Linked DNA regions of Homo sapiens: all the other regions are linked to region 3. A link is a contact called in ENCODE Hi-C or POLR2A ChIA-PET data. All regions are on one chromosome and are shown on one strand. The core of a region is the stretch at or near the end of the contact, and the rest is flanking DNA. Distances in the headings are between cores, read along the strand shown.

What was found. Hi-C counts contacts between places; a loop is a spot of excess contacts on that map. ChIA-PET counts read pairs that join two places held with the same protein, here RNA polymerase II (POLR2A). Pooled maps may share reads with other maps.
Region 1: a loop to region 3 is called in a map of mammary epithelial cell, with 2.8 times the contacts of the local background. The contact joins the promoter of MEIS3 here to the promoter of SELENOW in region 3. A Hi-C loop is called at or near these places in 6 of 168 maps with a recorded cell type or tissue (IMR-90, MCF 10A, endothelial cell of umbilical vein and 3 more), 5 of 37 single-sample maps with no recorded cell type and 13 of 50 pooled maps. POLR2A ChIA-PET finds 5 or more read pairs at or near these places in 5 of 52 experiments (AG04449, AG04450, CD8-positive, alpha-beta memory T cell and 2 more).
Region 2: a pooled map shows a loop between it and region 3 (3-fold over the local background). The contact joins the enhancer-like site here to the promoter of SELENOW in region 3. A Hi-C loop is called at or near these places in 4 of 168 maps with a recorded cell type or tissue (IMR-90, MCF 10A, esophagus muscularis mucosa and 1 more), 5 of 37 single-sample maps with no recorded cell type and 13 of 50 pooled maps. POLR2A ChIA-PET finds 5 or more read pairs at or near these places in 4 of 52 experiments (AG04449, AG04450, H1 and 1 more).

The regions. Positions count from the first base shown.
Region 1 is chr19:47,418,211-47,420,910 of GRCh38, forward strand. It overlaps MEIS3 (Meis homeobox 3), which reads right to left and starts at 1,317. Exons shown (of 13, transcript NM_001301059.2): 1 at 860-1,317. The coding sequence starts at 871. RefSeq lists enhancers at 1-403, 404-1,397.
Region 2 is chr19:47,445,920-47,448,619 of GRCh38, forward strand. SLC8A2 (solute carrier family 8 member A2) reads right to left here. Exons shown (of 10, transcript NM_015063.3): 4 at 1,890-2,312. Among named protein-coding and RNA genes, the nearest start is that of SLC8A2, 25 kb to the right of the region's middle. RefSeq lists silencers at 292-341, 1,548-1,617 and an enhancer at 728-1,653. Within about 2 kb of position 1,277, at least 2 of the 41 ENCODE cell types and tissues checked have a DNase peak (open chromatin) inside an H3K27ac peak, as active enhancers do.
Region 3 is chr19:47,777,414-47,780,113 of GRCh38, forward strand. It overlaps SELENOW (selenoprotein W), which reads left to right and starts at 1,290. Exons shown (of 6, transcript NM_003009.4): 1 at 1,290-1,401. The coding sequence starts at 1,373. RefSeq lists silencers at 1,178-1,437, 1,448-1,587.

The DNA.
Region 1 (2,700 bases), core at 67-2,566, 360 kb before region 3:
CTTCCTCAGTGATGAAGACACGGAGGCTCAAAGAGGCAGCAGGACTCGCACGGGAAGAGGCTAGAACGTTCCTGCCTCGGACCCTCGCCTGGCTGGGCACCCTGGTTCTGTGTGTCCCACTCTTTCCCTCTCCCTCTTCTCCTAACTTCTCCTGTGCCCTGAAGTTGAATCCAACTGCTCCCCGCTGCTCAAGGCACTCTCACCAAAAGCGGTCCTCACAGCCTACCCGGAACCCCCAAAACGGGCGCGCGCCTCCTCCCCTGTCTTCTATCCCCGTTCCCATCCCCAGGGAGACAGGCTCCGTGGGGCCAGCAGCCTGGTGAGACCACCTCTCCCACCCCTGTCCCACTCCTAGCCCTGGAGAGGCAGGGGCGGCTTGGAACAAAAGTAGAGCGAAGGGAAGGACGGAGGAGAGCAGAAAAAAGGGGGGACGGTGAGGTGCGGGCGGCTGAGATGGAGGAGGAAGCCCAGGAACAGAGGAGAGAGACTGCGGGTGGGGGAGGGCAGAGAGAGGGGGATAGAGAGGCAGAAAGAGGGGGGAGACCAGGGACAGAGAGAGGGGGACAGAGAGGCAGAAAGGAGGAGGAGAGTGGGGCAGACAGAGGGGGACAGAGGGGCAGGGAGAAGGAGAAGCTAAACGATGGGGAGGAGGCGAGGCCGAGGGCCAGGAAGAGACACTTGGGGGCAGAGAGGGGGCACACAGGGACTGGGAGACCCAGGGGCGGAGGGAGGGGCAGAGAGAGAGCGAGGTGGTGTAGAGGACGGATGGGCTAATGGGGGCCAGCGCCGGAGAGTGGGGGATGCAGGGACAGGGGGTGCGGAAGCGGCCGGGACGCGGGGTCCCCGCCCCGAGACCTACCCTCCGGGCCATGGGCTGAGGCCGGCGGCAGCTCCTGGGTCCCTCCAGAGCCTGGCCGCGGGGGAGGGCGCAGCCCGGGGCCGCAGCCCCTGACGGCCCGCGGTGTTGACGCCAGGGGGTGGGCAGGAGGCCAGGCGCGCGCCCCCCCACCCCCGCCGCCGTCAGCGGCAGGCGCCGGGCCGGGTGGGGACTCCGCGCATGGACCCCGGCCCCCGCCCCCAGCGGGGGTCACGGCCAGGAGCGCATCGCCGCCGGGGCGGGGGCAGCAGGCGCAGGCGGGGCGCCCGAGGCCCCCTCCTCTGGGCCCCCCCCGTCCCTTCCCCGGCTCTGGAGGGAATCGAACCGTCCCGAGACGGACACACCGGGGACCGCAGGGGGCGGGGGGCGGCCCGGGGCGACGGAGGGTCCGGCGGCGGCTCAGGGGTGCTGGCAGCCGCGCTCCCCGTTCCCGGTCTCTCCCTTGTCTTGTGGAAATTAAACAGAACCACCAAGGAGCGGGATAGGGGATGAGCCAGAGTGAGCCTGCAGAGCTACAGCACGAGGGATTGGGGTTAGGGCAGCAGCAGCACTTCCGGTGGGAGTCGGGGAGGGGCAGGCTGTGGGGGGAGGAGAGGAAGAGACCGCGGCCCTGGTGCCCCCAGGCCCCTCCTCTCCTACCCAGGGCTGGGGTTCCTGCTCCGGGTTTCTCAGTCTCCCTCTTTCCCAGTCTCTCTCTCCTTGTCTCTCTCTGTCTCCGCTTCTCCCGTCCTTTCTCTCCTCTGGCTCTCTGTTCTCCGAGCCCCCTGGACACACCACGGACCCCCTCCCTGGCCATCTCCAGGGGTCACGTGGGAATCTGGAGTCTGGTCCCACCGTAGGCTCTCCCCTCTCTGAGGCTCGATTCCCCCTCTGCAGGATGGGCAGTGCGCTGGGGGCGGCGGGGGTGGGCTGTGGATAACGGAGAAACAGTTAAGCTAGAGGGTGCCAGGACTCAGGGTCTTGGCTGAGTCTGGGGGTCCCCATGCCGGCGGGCTCTGCCCCCGTGGCTGTCCTGCGGTGAGGCTGGCCGTTTAAGGCAGTCCGAGGGGAAGGGTCTGGAGGCCTTGCCTTTCCTCAAGGCCGGCGCACCCCAGATAGGGGTTTTGGAGCAGAAAATTAATTTAAATCACTTTTTAATTAAAGACACAAGGCCCTTTGGTCTGCTCCACCCCCACCTCACCCTCAGCCAAGACTTGGGGTGAGGGATGCAAGGGTTAGGAGTCTCTGGCTCTATTTGCTTTTTTGGGGGGTGGTGCATGCTAAGGTCCCCTTAGCCCAGGCTGATTCTGAAACCTAGAGGAGCAAGTGCGGCCTCATCTGACGGCCAGTGGTGGGGGGCGTGGACAGAGCAGGAAGGGAGGGAGGGGGCACCTGGGATGGGGATGGGGCCTAACTGGAGTGGGGAGGGAGGTAACTCCAGTGACGGTGTGATTCAGAGAGAGAGAGAGACAGAGACAGACGCGGGTGGGAGGAGAGAGAGAGAGAGGTGCAGACAGAGTGAGACAGACAGGAGGGGGAGGGAGTGGGGGACAGGAGCTCCAATAGAGACCCTGGAGTCGTCCCTGCCACCCCCAAAACAAGAGCAGGGGGCTTGGACTCTGAAGCATAAATCTTTCTAATTAAAGAAAGAGACGAGCTGTTGGGAAGGGAGAAATAAGTGTGTGGGAGAGAAATTGATTGGGGGAGGATGGAGGATGCCGGCGGGGGACGGAGGGAGCAGGGGGGAGGCTCCGGCTTTCTGAGGCTCTTCCTCCAGTCTTTCCCTCTGTCTGTCCATCCGTCTGTCTGTCCGTCTCTGTCTCTCGCTCTCTCTCTCTCTCTCT
Region 2 (2,700 bases), core at 27-2,526, 330 kb before region 3:
AGCCAGACAGAGAGAGAGAAGGAAAGGTGTGGAGTGTGCCTGAAATATAAGCTGAGTCAGAGAGCGAGGTGCTGGGGACAGACAGCTGCAGATGAACAGAGACGCAGAGACCCAGAGAGAGACAGCCCAGGGAGTGAGAGATGCAGAGATGCAGAGGGAGAGACGGAGAGACAGCGAGAGCAGTGAGAAGCTGAGTGCTGCCCGAGGCGGAAGCGCAGAGGCTGGGAGGAGGAGGGAGGGGGAGCGCGGTGGGGACTCCGCTTGAGTAGGAGGCGCGTGGGCGGCACGGAGGAGGGAGACAGACGGGCATGCGGGGGCGGAAGAGAGCGGGCAGAGGAGGGGCAGGCGCTGCCTGCATCCTGGGCAGGGGGGTGGGGGAATGTGAGGCTTCAGGCACACATTGGGGGACACTCGGTCACCTGTGTAAGGGGTGGCCAGGGATCTGGGCGTGAGAACAGCCCTGACTTAATAATTTAGTGTACGTGTCCGTGATTTTATGTGTGTCTGCGTGTTTTTTTTCTTTTTTTGAGACAGGGTCTCACTGTGTCGCCCAGGCTGGAGTGCAGTGGGTGATCACAGCTCACTACAGCACCTAACTCGTGGGCTCAAGCCATCTTCCTGCTTTGGCTTCCCAAGTAGCTGGGACTACAAGTGCACACCACCATGCCCAGCTAATTTTAAACAATTTTTAGCAGAGTAGAGGCTGATCTCCAACTCCAAGGCTCATGCCATCCTCCCGCCTCAGTTTCCTAAAGTGCTGGCACTACAGACATGCGCCACCACTAATTAGAAAAATTATTTTTAGAGTAGGAGTCTTGCTATGTTGCCCAGGTTGCTCTCAAACTCCTGGCCTCAAATGATCCTCCTGCTTCGTCCTCCCAAAGCGCTGGGATTACAGGTGTTGACCACCACGCCTGGCCCTGCCGTGTGTGTCTATGTGTGTGTGGTGCGTATAAATGGCTTTGTGTCCAATCTGTAAACGTCTGTCTACATGTGTGTGTCTGAGTGTATCCAGCCAGCCCACCTCCCCAGACCCCATTTTCCTAAATCCCAGCCCTCAGGCTCCCCAGTGTCTCCCCAGGCCCTGCCCTGCCTTCCCAGGCCCCCAGATTCCAGCACCATCTTTTCCCAAATCCTCGCCCAGATTCGCGTTAGGTGCCCCGCTATTTCCCCAGGTTCTTCCTCATACCCAGAAGCCCCACCCCTTCCCTAGCTCCGCGCGCCCAGGCCCCACCCATCTTGTTAGGCCCCGCCTTCTTCCGCAGCCCACATCCATTTTCCCATTTCCTGATGTCGTATGTCCAAACCCAGACCCCACCTATCGCCCTGGACCCGCCCCCTCTCCACAGCCACCGACAGCGTCTCATCTCCACAAGCCTCTCCCCACATCTCCCTGGGTACTCTTCAGCACACACTCCACGAGCTACCAATTAAGGCCCCACACCGCTCTCCCCAGGCCCCGTCCCATCTCTCCTCACCTCGTCCCCCCTTCCTCCTTGGGGCCCTCTTCTCACCTGTCCGGCCACCCTTCTAGGCCTCGCCTCTTCATTTCACAGTCACAACCCCACCAGGCCCCGCCCACGTGGTAGACACAGCACACCTAGGCCCCGCCCCTCCCGAGGCCAAGCCCACTTTGGAGAACGATTCACTCAGGCCCCTCTCCTCCTGAGGGCCCAGCTGTTCAGTGAAGCCCCGCCCACGTCGTGGGCATGGGTCACAGGCCCCGCCCACGTTGCGGGCACGGCCACGCAGGCCCCTCCCCTCCCGAGGCCCAACCAAGACCCGCCCACTATGTGGGCATGGCTCACCCAGGCCCCGCCCCTGAGCCACATCAGGCCTCGCCCATTCCGAAGCCCCGCCCCTCTCCGGGCCGCCTCGGGCGTGCTCACATGGTCTCGTCGTCGCCAAACTCCAGCTCTCCGCACGCGTCCTCGTAGTGCACGCCGCCGCCGCGCGCCGTGCCGTCCACCGTGCGGTAGGGAAGGCGCACGGTGCCGCGCGCGCCCGAGCTGCGCACGACGCGCACGTCCACGGTGCCCATGCACTCGCTCACGTGCAGCAGGCGGTCCTGGAAGGAGAAGATGCCTGCGTGGTCGTCGTCCAGGATGGTGACGGTGGCCAGCAGCGGCGCCACCAGCCGCCCCTTGGGCCGCCCGCCGCCGTCCGGCTCGAACATGCCCTGCGCGTCGCCCACGCGCAGGTTCAGCAGCCGCACGAAGAAATGCTCGTCCTCCTCGAAGATGTCGTCGTCGATGATGCCGATGCGCAGCTCCTTCTGCGTCTCGCCTGGTTTGAACACCAGCGTGCCCTCGCTGCGGCGGGGTGGGGAGGGGGAAGAGCGGGGTGAGGGTCGGTCATCGGCTGTGTGTTGTACGGGGGGAGTCTGGACGTGCTTCCCAGAGGAGACGTAGGTGCCATAGAAGAACTCCCAAGTATGAGGGTCGACAGGCATTAAACAAGTAATACTGAGGGTGAATCGGGGTGGGCGTCCTGGAGGAAGGGCTGCAGAGCGGGAACAAGACAGAGTGGGCCCCTCCCCGCGTGGAACTCGTGAAGAGCAGAAGGTGGGAATTAAACAGGTAATGATAAGGTTGAGATCAGGGCAGGCTTCCTGGAGGAGGCATTAGCAGGTGGGCATACTCCAGGCAGAAGGAACAGCACATGCAAAGTCCAAGAGTTGAGAGGGAGCCTGGGGTGTTC
Region 3 (2,700 bases), core at 40-2,539:
AGTACAGGTACATGCCACCACACGGACTAATTTTAAAAGTTTTTGTAGAGATGGGGTCTTGCTATGTTGCCCCAGCTGGTCTCAGACTCTTGGGCTCAAGCAGTCCTCCTGCCTCGGCCTCCCAAAGCATTGGGATTACAGGTATGTGCCACCGTGCCCAGCCGCAGCAGGCCTTTTGTTTTTTTAGAGAGGGTCTTGCTTGGTGGCCTAAGCTGGAGTGCAGTGGTGCAATCACGGCTCACAGCAGCTTCCAAACTCCTGCGCTCAAGCGAGCCTCCTGCCTAAGCCTCTCAAGTAGCCTGGGACTGTAGGCACACACCACCACGCCCGGCTGATTTATTATCTATTTATTTATTTGAGGTGGAGCCTCGCTCTGTCACCCAGGCTGGAGTGCATTGGCCTGATCTTGGCTCACTGCAACCTCCGCCTCCCAGGTTCAAGTAATTCTCCTGCCTCAGCCTTCCGAGTAGCTGGGACTACAGGCACGCGCCACCACGCCCATCTAATTTTTGTATTTTTAATAGAGACGGGGTTCCTCCATGTTGGCCAGGCTGGTCTTGAACTCCTGACCTCAAGTGATCCGCCCGCCTCGGCCTTCCAAAGTGTTGGGATTACAGGCGTGAGCCAACGCACCCAGCCACTAATGTATTATTATTATTATTCTGTAGAGACGCAGTCTGGCTATGTTGCCCAGGCTGGTCTTGAATTCCTGCCTCTGCCTCCCAAAGCGCTGGGGTTACAGGCGTGAGCCACCGCGCCCTGCGGCTGCAGGTCTTTATAAGGCAACTGTGGGCCCTGGACCGCTCCCTGAAAACCTCCCCCTCAACTCCCTGTCTCCTCCCTCACCTGGTCTACCCCGAATCCTTCCCCTCTCGCCCCCTCGCCCTCTCCAGGGGAGGTGAGGGACTCAAGAATCGCGCCCTGCTTCTGTCCCCACCGCGCCGTCCCCAAGCCCACGCAGTGAAAAGACCACCCTTGAGGCTGATTCCGGGTCCAGCTGGGAGCGGCCAGCCGTAAATCACCGCCCCCGTGGGCCGTACCATTCTGGCCGGGGGGACCTGGGAGGGGACGCGCGGAGGGCTTCCCCCGGGGACTGCCTGTATCGAGACTCTCTCCAGCCCAACAGGAGGATGGGAAGGAGACTTGTGTGGGGGCCTCGGGCTGGCGGGTCGCGGGTTCCTTATCCTCCGCCTTGGCGCCTCTCCGCCCACCGCCCACCGCCCCTCCCTGGCATTGGTTGGCGCCAGGGGAAGCCGAGGCTCCATCCTTTCTGCGCAGGTTCCCGCCGCACTCGCGCAGACCTAGCGCGTCCAGGTGGGAGGTTAGTGTGGCCCGGGCGTCCGCTCCTCAGCGGATGTGGCAGCCCCGAGCCATGGCTCTCGCCGTCCGAGTCGTTTATTGGTAAGCCCAGCGGCCAGCGGCCCCCGTCCCCGACCCCCGCCGGGACCCGATTCTCGGAGCCGGGGTCAGGGAGCCCCGGGGAGAGGACCCATGGGAGCCCTTGTATGGGAAAAGGGAGCCCCTGTATGTGGGTGGGGTGGGCGTACGGAGGGGCGAAAAACAGAGGGCGGTCGTCCCTAGGCCCCGTCTTCGACTTGTGACACGCTGGGCATCTCGGGTTATAAAAGGTGGGGCTGAGACGAGTGTGTGTCAATTTCGAACCCCCGACTCCGGGGCTCCGCTGGGGAAGGGGCTGGGGGTCAGCTTTGTAAAGGGACCTAAGGCTCCTCCACCCTAAGGCTTCCCCTCCCCCAATATCCCGAACAGTCGCGGGGTGGGGACAGTGAGAGCCCAGAAGGTTCGAGAATGTCTCAGCCTGTGTTTCAGAAGCACTTGAATTGTTGGCCTCTGCCCAGTGGGTTCCCTTGGCCACGAACCCCACTCCTTTTCTGGCCTCAGTTTTCCGTCTGTGGCAAGAGGGAGGCTCTGTGTCAATACCGAACACGCTTAATTTCTGCAAGTCTCAGGAAGGGTATAATAGGATAGGATATAAATTACGTTCTCTCCACTCCCCAGCACCTAATACTGTGTGGCATGCTGTAGGTATTTAATAAATACGTGTTCAATGAATTTATCCTCCCAGGAATCCCTTAAGAGAGGGGAATTTTAGGCCAGGTGCCGTTGATCACGCCTGTAATCCAAACACTGGGAGGCTGAGGCGGGTGGATCGCTTGAGCCCAAGAGTTCGAGACCAGCCTGGGCAACCCAGGGAGACCCCCCCCTCGTCTCTACAGAAACTTAAAAAGTTAGCCGGGCATGGTGGCGCACTCCTGTAGTCGCAGCTGCTTGGGAGGCTGAGGCAGGAGGATCACTGGAGCCCGGAAGGCGGAAGTTGCAGTGAGCTGAAATCGTGCCACTGCACTCCATCCTGGACAGCAGAGCGAGACTCTGTCTCAAAAAAAAAAAGTAAATTAAAGAGAGGAATTTTAGTTCTATGTTACAGGTGAGAAAACTGAGGCTGGGACTGGGGTGGGGGCAGGTCAGTAGCTTCAAGTCTGGACTGCAGGTGACAGGGGTAACTGGAACCTGGGTTTGTCGGCAGCTTTCCAACGTCTCTGCCTGCTCGACAAAGCAGAGGCAAGAGTGACATTTTGAGACGCCTACCAGGCCTGTACACCAGATTCCAGTCCCGAAATAGCCTGCTGTGGGGGTTGGGTGAGCCTGTATTTCACCCTGGGGACTGGGAAGGTGTTCAGAATC